2 separate regions of the Homo sapiens genome follow, and region 1 is linked to region 2. A link is a contact called in ENCODE Hi-C or POLR2A ChIA-PET data. All regions are on one chromosome and are shown on one strand. Each heading gives the region's core, a stretch centred on a gene start or an enhancer-like site at or near the end of the contact. The rest is flanking DNA. Distances are from core to core; before and after follow the strand shown. Region 1 holds the start of WASHC2C (WASH complex subunit 2C). Region 2 holds the start of ZFAND4 (zinc finger AN1-type containing 4).

Region 1 (3,899 bases), core at 1,135-3,634, 54 kb before region 2:
CATACTTACTTCCTTTGTATGCTGGAATTATACTATTTGCCAAGGGAGAGGCTCTATCTAATTTACCTATGTATTCCTACCACCTAGAAGAAACAGTAAATAGACAGAAATCACACATAGATTTAAGCTCAGTAATCTGTTTACAGTTGATTCCATATTGTAAGTTCGGCCATCATAAACTTTAGTTGAGAATATTGCAAGCAGACATATATATCCCCTGAATATAATTTATCAGAACAGAATGACCCCAATCAACAACTGAAACCATATGCTGGTGTCCAGAGGGTCTAACCAGGTAAACAGCTGTCCTTACAGATCACGCCACAACAAAGGCAGTGTGAGTGCCACACAATTCAGCACAATTGCTGACTACTCTCAAAACGACAAAAGATGGAAGCACTGAAGTATAAGAAAATTTTATCATTAGACTTTTTTAGAGGCTTGGAAAAAAGGACTTAAAACTTTACAAATAAAAAAGAGGCGTTAATCCCAGAGAAAAAAGCTACAATTACCAAGAACCACACTTCCACCAAAATTTAGGAGGGAACCTAACAGTAAGTTATTTAAAATTACAATATCTCCTACTCCCAAAAAAGGAATTATAATATAACTAAATAACTCACATTCTCTATGAACTGGGTATTAGAGAGCATAAGGAAGTCATTGAAGACATTATGCAGGCGACAATCTGTGGCTTTGGTTTCCCGGATTAGTCCGTCCACTTGTTTCTTGATTTCATGGGTCCTAGAGATAGTTTGCTGTGAGAATTCCTGTAGAAACTGTAGTAGCTATTTTAAAAAATAAACATACAGTAGTATCAATGTTACATGTAACTATTCTGCATGTCACATCAAAAAAGAACCCATTTCCTTTCACCTTTGAGTGTTAGAATGTGAAAGAAATGCTTTTTTTTTTTTTTGAGAGAGAGTTTCACTCTGTTGCCTGGGCTGGAGTACAGTGGCGCCATCTCGGCTCACTGCACCTCCCGCGTTCAAGCGATTCTCCTGCCTCAGCCTCCCGAGTAGCTGGAATTACAGGTGCCCGCCACAACGCCCAACTAATTTTGTGTATTTTTAGTAGAGACGGGGTTTCACCATGTTGGCCAGGCTGGTCTCGAACTCCTGACCTCGTGATTCGCCCACCTCGGCCTCCCAAAGTGCTAGGATTACAGGTGTGAGCCACTGTGCCCGGCCGGAATGCTGGTTTGACAAGTACTAAAACCAAGTGACATTGGAAAACACTAAGAAAGCTCATCAAAAGAGTGGCAGTGAGCTAATGGACACCTATCTCGTTTCTGGAAAAATTTAAAATCCCTTTTTGGCACTGGGTATGGTGGCTCACGCTTGTAATCCAACACTTTGGGAGGCTGAGGCAGGGTTATCGCTAGAGTCCAGGAGTTGCAGACCAGTCTGGGCAACATAGCAAGACCCCCATCTCTACTAAAATTAAATAAATAAACAAATCAGACAGGTGTGGTGGACGCCTATAGTCCCAGCTACTCAGGACGCTGAGGTGAGAGGATCACCTGAACCCCAGAGGATTCAGTGAGCCAAGATCGAGCCACTTGCACTCCAGCCTGGGCGACAGGGCAAAACCCTGTCTCCTTTTAAAAGTCCTCTTTGGTTGTCAATCTACAGAGATCACAGACCAAGGGTTAGCTAATCAACCACCACTCTTATTCAAAAATCCTATTCATTTGGGACTCGAACAGTTCTGAGCTTTTTGGGCCCCCGATTTGAAGAATCCCATTAAAGGATATCCACATACTGGCTTGTTTCCCACCCCATTTAGTCCAGGTCCCAACAGGAATCGCCTCCCTAGTGCCCGAGCAATCCCTCAGTGTGGCGGAAACGGATCTCCCCTCCGGATGGAGCTGAGCCAGAAACCCCATGAAGGGAACGTCGCGTCTGGGCCACGGTCAGGGTCTGCCCCTCTCCCTGGTGGCCGGGGACTGCCAGGGTGGCATTCTCGGGGGCTAAACGGGGCGTGTGTTCCTAAGAGGGCAGGCAACGGGACGGGCCAGGTGCAGGGGCAGTCGCGGTCCGGCCCTCCTGCGCGCAAGCCAAGCGTCACCCCTGCCGCTCTCGCGTCCCCGGGGCCCGCCTCTCACGCCCGCGTCGGCCGCCAGCGACCAGCTCTGGCTGCTCCTGCGGATCTCCTCCACCGACCACGGCCGCTCCCACACGGGCTCCGACGCCGGCACCAGCTCCTGGTCGGGGGTCGTCCGGTTCATCTGCAGCGAAAAAAACGAGAAGAGAGGCTGAGCCTGAGGGCGGCAGGGACGGCGGCCCCAGCCCAGGCCGGCCCCTCTCCGGCCCGCCGCCCTCACCATCCCAGCCGCCCGGCTCGGTGGGCTCCGAGGCTGCCAGCACAGGCCGAGGACCGCAGAGCCCCGGAAGCCTAGCCCCAGCCAAGCTGCCCGGGGCGTGACCGGCCTCACGTGACCTGATGTCACGTGACAGAACCCGCACGTGATCCGACCTGCGATGCTGAGGGGAGGAAGCTGCGGAAGTGGACTGGGACTGGAGTTTGGGGTTCTACCCTAGGTTGGGGCGGAGGAAGCTGGAGGATAGGGGCTGACGCCAGGAACGCTGCAGAGGCGGGTTGGGCGGGGGGCGCTGCCGCCCAAGGCCCGAGGCAGCGGCGCGGGATCGGCCAAAGCACCGGCCGCCAGTTCGGCGGGTCTGGAGAGAGGGGACCTCAAGCAGCCAGTGGAGCAACCAGCCTGGGAGCCTTCGACGTAGGCGCTGTGGGCGAAGGAAAAGGCCTGGCCTGCTGCCTCTTCTCTTGCAGCAAAATCCGCTGCTGTGAAGGAGCTGGTAGGCGGACGCTCTGTAGATAAGAGAATCCCTGATCTGCCTGGGCATCATCTTGCTCTTTATGACCTGCTTGGCTGCCACTGTGTAGGGCCTGCTTAAAGTCCTTTGCACTCTCAGCATTCCCCTCAAGTTCAAGGACAAGCTTCTCATTATGGCAGGCATAAAACTCTTTATAATTCGTCCTCCACTCTCCCAGCTCAGGGCTCCAGCTGTTGTCTCACACTTCCTTGAAGTTCCCTCTGCTGAGTCGCCCTTGTGCCTGACCAACTTACTTACTAAAATAAAAATCCCAATTTCTTTCCAGTCATGTGTGCCCAAGGGCGAGTTATTTAACTTTTCTGAGCTTTCCTCAGTAAAACGAAGCTACATATCTTGCAAGGATGTGATATTAAAGTTATGATATTGTAAAACAGGTGCCACGGTGCTTGGCCTAGGGTGAGCCTTCAACCTAGAACATACCACTGTCCCCATGCACCTTGCTCACACACCCAATCCCAGACTTTTCTTTTGTAGTCACCTCAGTTATCACCTCATTAAATAACCTGATTACCCCAAGTACAGCTTAAGTGACTTAAGTTATTTTCTATGGCTAGCGGAAGGGTCTCCGCTACATTGGAGAGCTGGGGTGGTCTGGAGTTCCACGGTGTGGTGGGCCAGAGGCCACCTCTCCTGCGGTCTCTTAGTGTCTCGCTGGCGGGGTTCGGCCCGAGCTAGATAGACACAGCCCTTGGCGGATTTAAACAACCTAAACATTAAACAATACAGCTGCCTCAAATCTTTGGGAATTTCAGAATGACTGACACTGCCAAAGCTGTTCCAAATTTTGAAGAGATGTTTGCTAGTAGATTCACAGAAGATGACGAGGAGTATCAGGAATACTTGAAACGCCCTCCTGAGTCCTCTCCAATTGTTGAGGAATGGAATAGCAGAGCTGGTGGGAACCAAAGAAACAGAGACAATCGGTTGCAAGATAGCAGACAGTTCAGAGGCAGGGACGGCAGATGGGGGTGGCCAAGTGACAATCGATCCAATCAGTGGCGTGGACAATCCTGCGGTAACAATTACCCGCAACACAGACAA
Region 2 (4,094 bases), core at 928-3,427:
CCCCATTCTAGTCTGTGTTTTTTGGTGCTCTGTCGTCTTGCTGCTGACTATTCAGCCTGTCACCATGGTGCAGTCTTGTAGGCCGCCCAGGTTGGTCTCAGCGATCCTGGAGCTACTGACTTCTTCCTTGGGCACTGTAAGATCAGACAGGGAATTACTCATACCCAGAGTCAAAGATTTTGTTCAGCTCCCACAGGTCAACCATTTGCCCAAGTCTGCTGTGAGAGTGACGTGATGACAGATGAGGGCACTTGCTAGTTGGCCACTCCTTTCCCCTATTCATTTTATGCATCTTCCTTCTGTCCGTAGGTTATTTGTGCACATAGTTTCTTGCTGTAGTACCCAATGTCGGTCAGAGTCAGCATTTGTTAAATACGATGATTTTCTTTTGGAACAACTAAATCTACTCATCAATCAGTAGGATTGGTTTCAGGGGATTCAGGAGACAACAGGTTTAGAAAATACGCAAGCTGCTATTTTGAGAGGCTTGAAAGGGAGAGAGAACTTACGTTAAAAAAAAGTTCCTATGGTAACAACTTTTAATGCTATTTTATTCAGTCTCCATGGTCTATCAGATAGGTAATGTAGTAACACTAATTTTACAGATAAAGCTAAAATCTGGAAGCAATGTGGAATAATGGAACAAGGTTGGATTTTTGTATTGTGTCCTAGTTTAAATATGGCTTTCCGACATAGAGCTGTTTGATTATAGGTAAATTGTTCTACTTTAATTGGCTTTTGTTTACTCCTTTGTAGACGAGGGATTTCACTACCAACTTTGCAGGATTGTGATGGGGAGAGAATACGTAAAGACCCTTATCAACTATCTGGCACTTGAAGAATGGCAGATGATAATGATGATGATGTTGTAAAGAATGAATGACTTGGCCAGGTAATGGAGCTTCTGGTATTGGGAGGCAAGGCTTTAAACACACCTGCCTGACTCCACGGTCCATGCTGTCAATTCTCCAGTGTGAATGAAGTGGGCAGGCAAGGGTGAGAAACGCTAAGGTTTTTACTCAGTAAGTCTCCATCACAGGCCCTATTCTAGGCTCAGGAATGCAAAGATGATTACCATCATAGCTCTGTCCTCAAAGGTCTCCAATCTATTTAGCATTAAGCATATGTGGAGTTTCAGAAGGAACCAACGGCGAGACTGGTGAATCAATGCCCAGTGCCTCACCATACTCCCCCAGTGTATGCTCAATAGTTCGTTGAACTGTGGAGATAAGTTGGTGGGTAGGGTCTCAGAAGAATGAGAGAGGACAGGAGACACAGATTAGATGTTTAGTTTCATATTAGACTGGCTCCTCTGAGCCAGAAGTCGAGGATGAGTGAACCCGCAGTGGGAGTGAGATGACATTCTTTGTCAGCTGAGTAACCCACTTAGTGAAGGAGGTTCACGGAGTTGGAAAATCGGTAGGGGGAACGGAACGAGGCAGTGGGCTCCCATGTTAGGTTGAAAGGCAGGTGTTGGCTTGAAGCCAGTTACTGTTTACACCGCAGCTCAGCAGCTTGGAAACTGGAGCAGGAGGTGTGGCTGGGCTTACCCAACGCTGGGATTTGAGCCCAGGGTGCCTACTCCATTGCCTGGCCTACAGTTCTCAGTAAATTGTATGAGGACTACAGAAAGTTATCTGTTTTCGCCTTTGTCTTCAAGCAGGCACGGTAATGCCCCCATTTTCCAGATGAGGCAATTGAGGCCAGAAACATTAGGGGACGGTGAAGCCTAAAGCAGATTTGTTAGGACAGGCCGGCCCAAACGCACCAGGAGCGCCCCTCACTCTGGAGAGGCCACCGACTGGACAGCGTCTGCCTGTATCGCCTATCTCCAGCAAATCAGGCGCCTGGAAGAGGATCCCCGGTGGGTCTCACGGAGGGCGGCTCCGGCTTCAACCCCGCCGTTCCCAGCAGGCCATGCGGCTGCCCTCCAGACGCCCGCGTGGGCACGAGTCAGGGGTCCAGTGTTGCTAGTAATAAAAGATCAACATCCGGGCCTCGTAACTCACAACCTCCAGCGAATGCCAAGAAGGCCCCAGGGCCCTGGCGCCCCGGCAACCGCCCACGTCCGGGGGCCAGGCCTGCCCCCGCCCGCGCTGATTGGAGGGCAGCGAAAGCGCCGTCCAGCGATTGGTAGGTGGTGTCACAAAGGGGCGGGGCGCGGCGGCAGCGGAGCGTTGTCGGCCAGTGCCTTCCGTGAAGTTGCTCGCCGGGTCGTTGGGCCCTGTCGACCTGTAGGCGGGCGAGCGAGCCAGCGGACAAGACTGCGGGTGAGGCTGAGCTAGCGAGCGGCCGGCAGGGGGGGCGCCCGGGCTGCGAGCCGCTGAGCCCAGCCGCGCTGCCGCCGCCGGCCGTCGTGGGGCCGGAATGGCGCAAGGCCGGAGTGGCGCGGGCGCTCGGCGCTGGGCTGCCGGGTAGAGTCCTGTCCCCGCCCCTCGCCTTGCGGCCTGACGCCGGCCGCTGCTGCCCGGGGACCGGAGCGGCGGGCCGCCTTTGCCCAGGACACACGCTCTGGCGTTTGTTCCTTTGGGCGTGACGCCAGCTTCAACGGGTACGCGGCTTTCCCGACGGGTGCTGATCTCCGAGTCGCTGTTGTCACGCGGACTGCTGTCCTCCAGATTCAGGCCGGTGGGTCTGGGGAGCCCGGATTGGTCTTGGAGGAGCAACGGCTGCGCAGGTGACTCGGTGGCCTCAAGTGTGTAGGTACCTGGATGGCGCGAGGAGATGCTGGCTCTGAAATACTTCCCAATTCCGCTTGCAGATGAACTCCGGACTAGAGTTTAGGCTACAGACAAGTTAGGCGGTTGATGTGATTCTGTAGCTCGTATTTCGAACTTTAGGGATGTTTTGATGTATCAGTAAATGTAGATCTGTGTCACAGTTTTAATGGCAGCTTCACATTCCGGATATCTTTATGTTGGGGAAAATGTTTCAAAGGTAACTGCTCTTCTGTAGCTAAGCTTCTTTAGAGCAGAGGTTGGAGAAAATTCTGAGTTACTGAAATTACGTATTCAGCGCTATTGCCTGTTTACCTTTAACTTCCATTTCATCCTTGGAGTTGTGTTTTTAGAAACTTTTCAGAAGAAATGAGAGAAATGCTTTGGGAATTGATTTTTTTTTTTTTTTTAAGTTCTAGGGTACATGTGCACAACGTGCAGGTTTGGTACATAGCTATACATGTGCCATGTTGGTTTTCTGCACCGACTAACTCGTCATTTATATTGCGTATTTCTCTTAATGCTATCCCTCCCCCCATCTCACTCCCCACGACAGGCCCCAGTGTGTGATGTTCCCCTCCCTGTGTCCAAGTGTTCTCATTGTTGAGTTCCCATCTATGAGTGAGAACATGGCGGTGTTTGGTTTTCTGTCCTTGTGACAGTTTGCTGAGAATGATGGTTTCCAGCTTCATCCATGTCCATGCAAAGGACATGAACTCATCCTTTTTTTATGGCTGCATAGTATTCCATGGTGTATATGTGCCACATATTCTTAATCCACTCTATCACTGATGGACATTTGGGTTGGTTCCAAGTCTTTGCTGTTGTGAATTGTGCCACAGTAAACATACGTGTGCATGTGTCTTTATAGTGGCATGATTTATAATCCTTTGGGTATATACCCAGTAATGGGATCGCTGGGTCAAATGGTATTTCTAGTTCTAGATCCTTGAGGAATTGCCACACTGTTTTCCACAACGGTTGAACTAATTTACAGTCCCACCAACAGTGTAAAAGTGTTCCTATTTCTACACATCCTCTCCAGCATCTGTTGTTTCCTAACTTTCTAATGATCGCCATTCTAACTGGTGTGAGATGGTATCTCACTGTGGTTTTGATTTGCATTTTTCTGATGACCAGTGATGATGAGTGTTTTTTCATGTGTCTGTTGGCTGCATAAATATCTTCTTTTGAGAACTGTCTGTTCATATCCTTTGCCCACTTTTTGATGCGGTTGTTTTTTTCTTGAAAATTTGTCTAAGTTCTTTGTAGATTCTGGATATTAGCCCTCTGTCAGATGGGTAGATTGCAAAATTTTTTTCCCATTCTGTAGGTTGCCTGTTCACTCTGATGGTAGTTTCTTTTGCTGTGCAGAAG

What was found. A loop is a pair of places that touch in the nucleus more often than their neighbours do. ChIA-PET counts read pairs that join two places held with the same protein, here RNA polymerase II (POLR2A). Pooled maps may share reads with other maps.
Region 1: a loop to region 2 is called in a map of CD8-positive, alpha-beta T cell, with 18 times the contacts of the local background. The contact joins the promoter of WASHC2C here to the promoter of ZFAND4 in region 2. A Hi-C loop is called at or near these places in 12 of 168 maps with a recorded cell type or tissue (CD4-positive, alpha-beta T cell, CD4-positive, alpha-beta memory T cell, CD8-positive, alpha-beta T cell and 9 more), 5 of 37 single-sample maps with no recorded cell type and 22 of 50 pooled maps. POLR2A ChIA-PET finds 5 or more read pairs at or near these places in 7 of 52 experiments (BJ, CD4-positive, alpha-beta T cell, CD4-positive, alpha-beta memory T cell and 4 more).

The regions. Positions count from the first base shown.
Region 1 is chr10:45,725,751-45,729,649 of GRCh38, reverse strand. It overlaps WASHC2C (WASH complex subunit 2C), which reads right to left and starts at 2,384. Exons shown (of 31, transcript NM_001330074.2): 1 at 2,330-2,384; 2 at 2,111-2,233; 3 at 624-788. The coding sequence starts at 2,332. LOC107984227 (RNA guanine-N7 methyltransferase activating subunit-like) reads left to right here and starts at 2,468. Exons shown (of 1, transcript NR_199876.1): 1 at 2,468-3,899. RefSeq lists enhancers at 1,668-2,412, 2,413-3,158 and a silencer at 2,644-2,693.
Region 2 is chr10:45,670,855-45,674,948 of GRCh38, reverse strand. ZFAND4 (zinc finger AN1-type containing 4) reads left to right here and starts at 2,177. Exons shown (of 10, transcript NM_174890.4): 1 at 2,177-2,699. RefSeq lists a silencer at 1,875-2,594.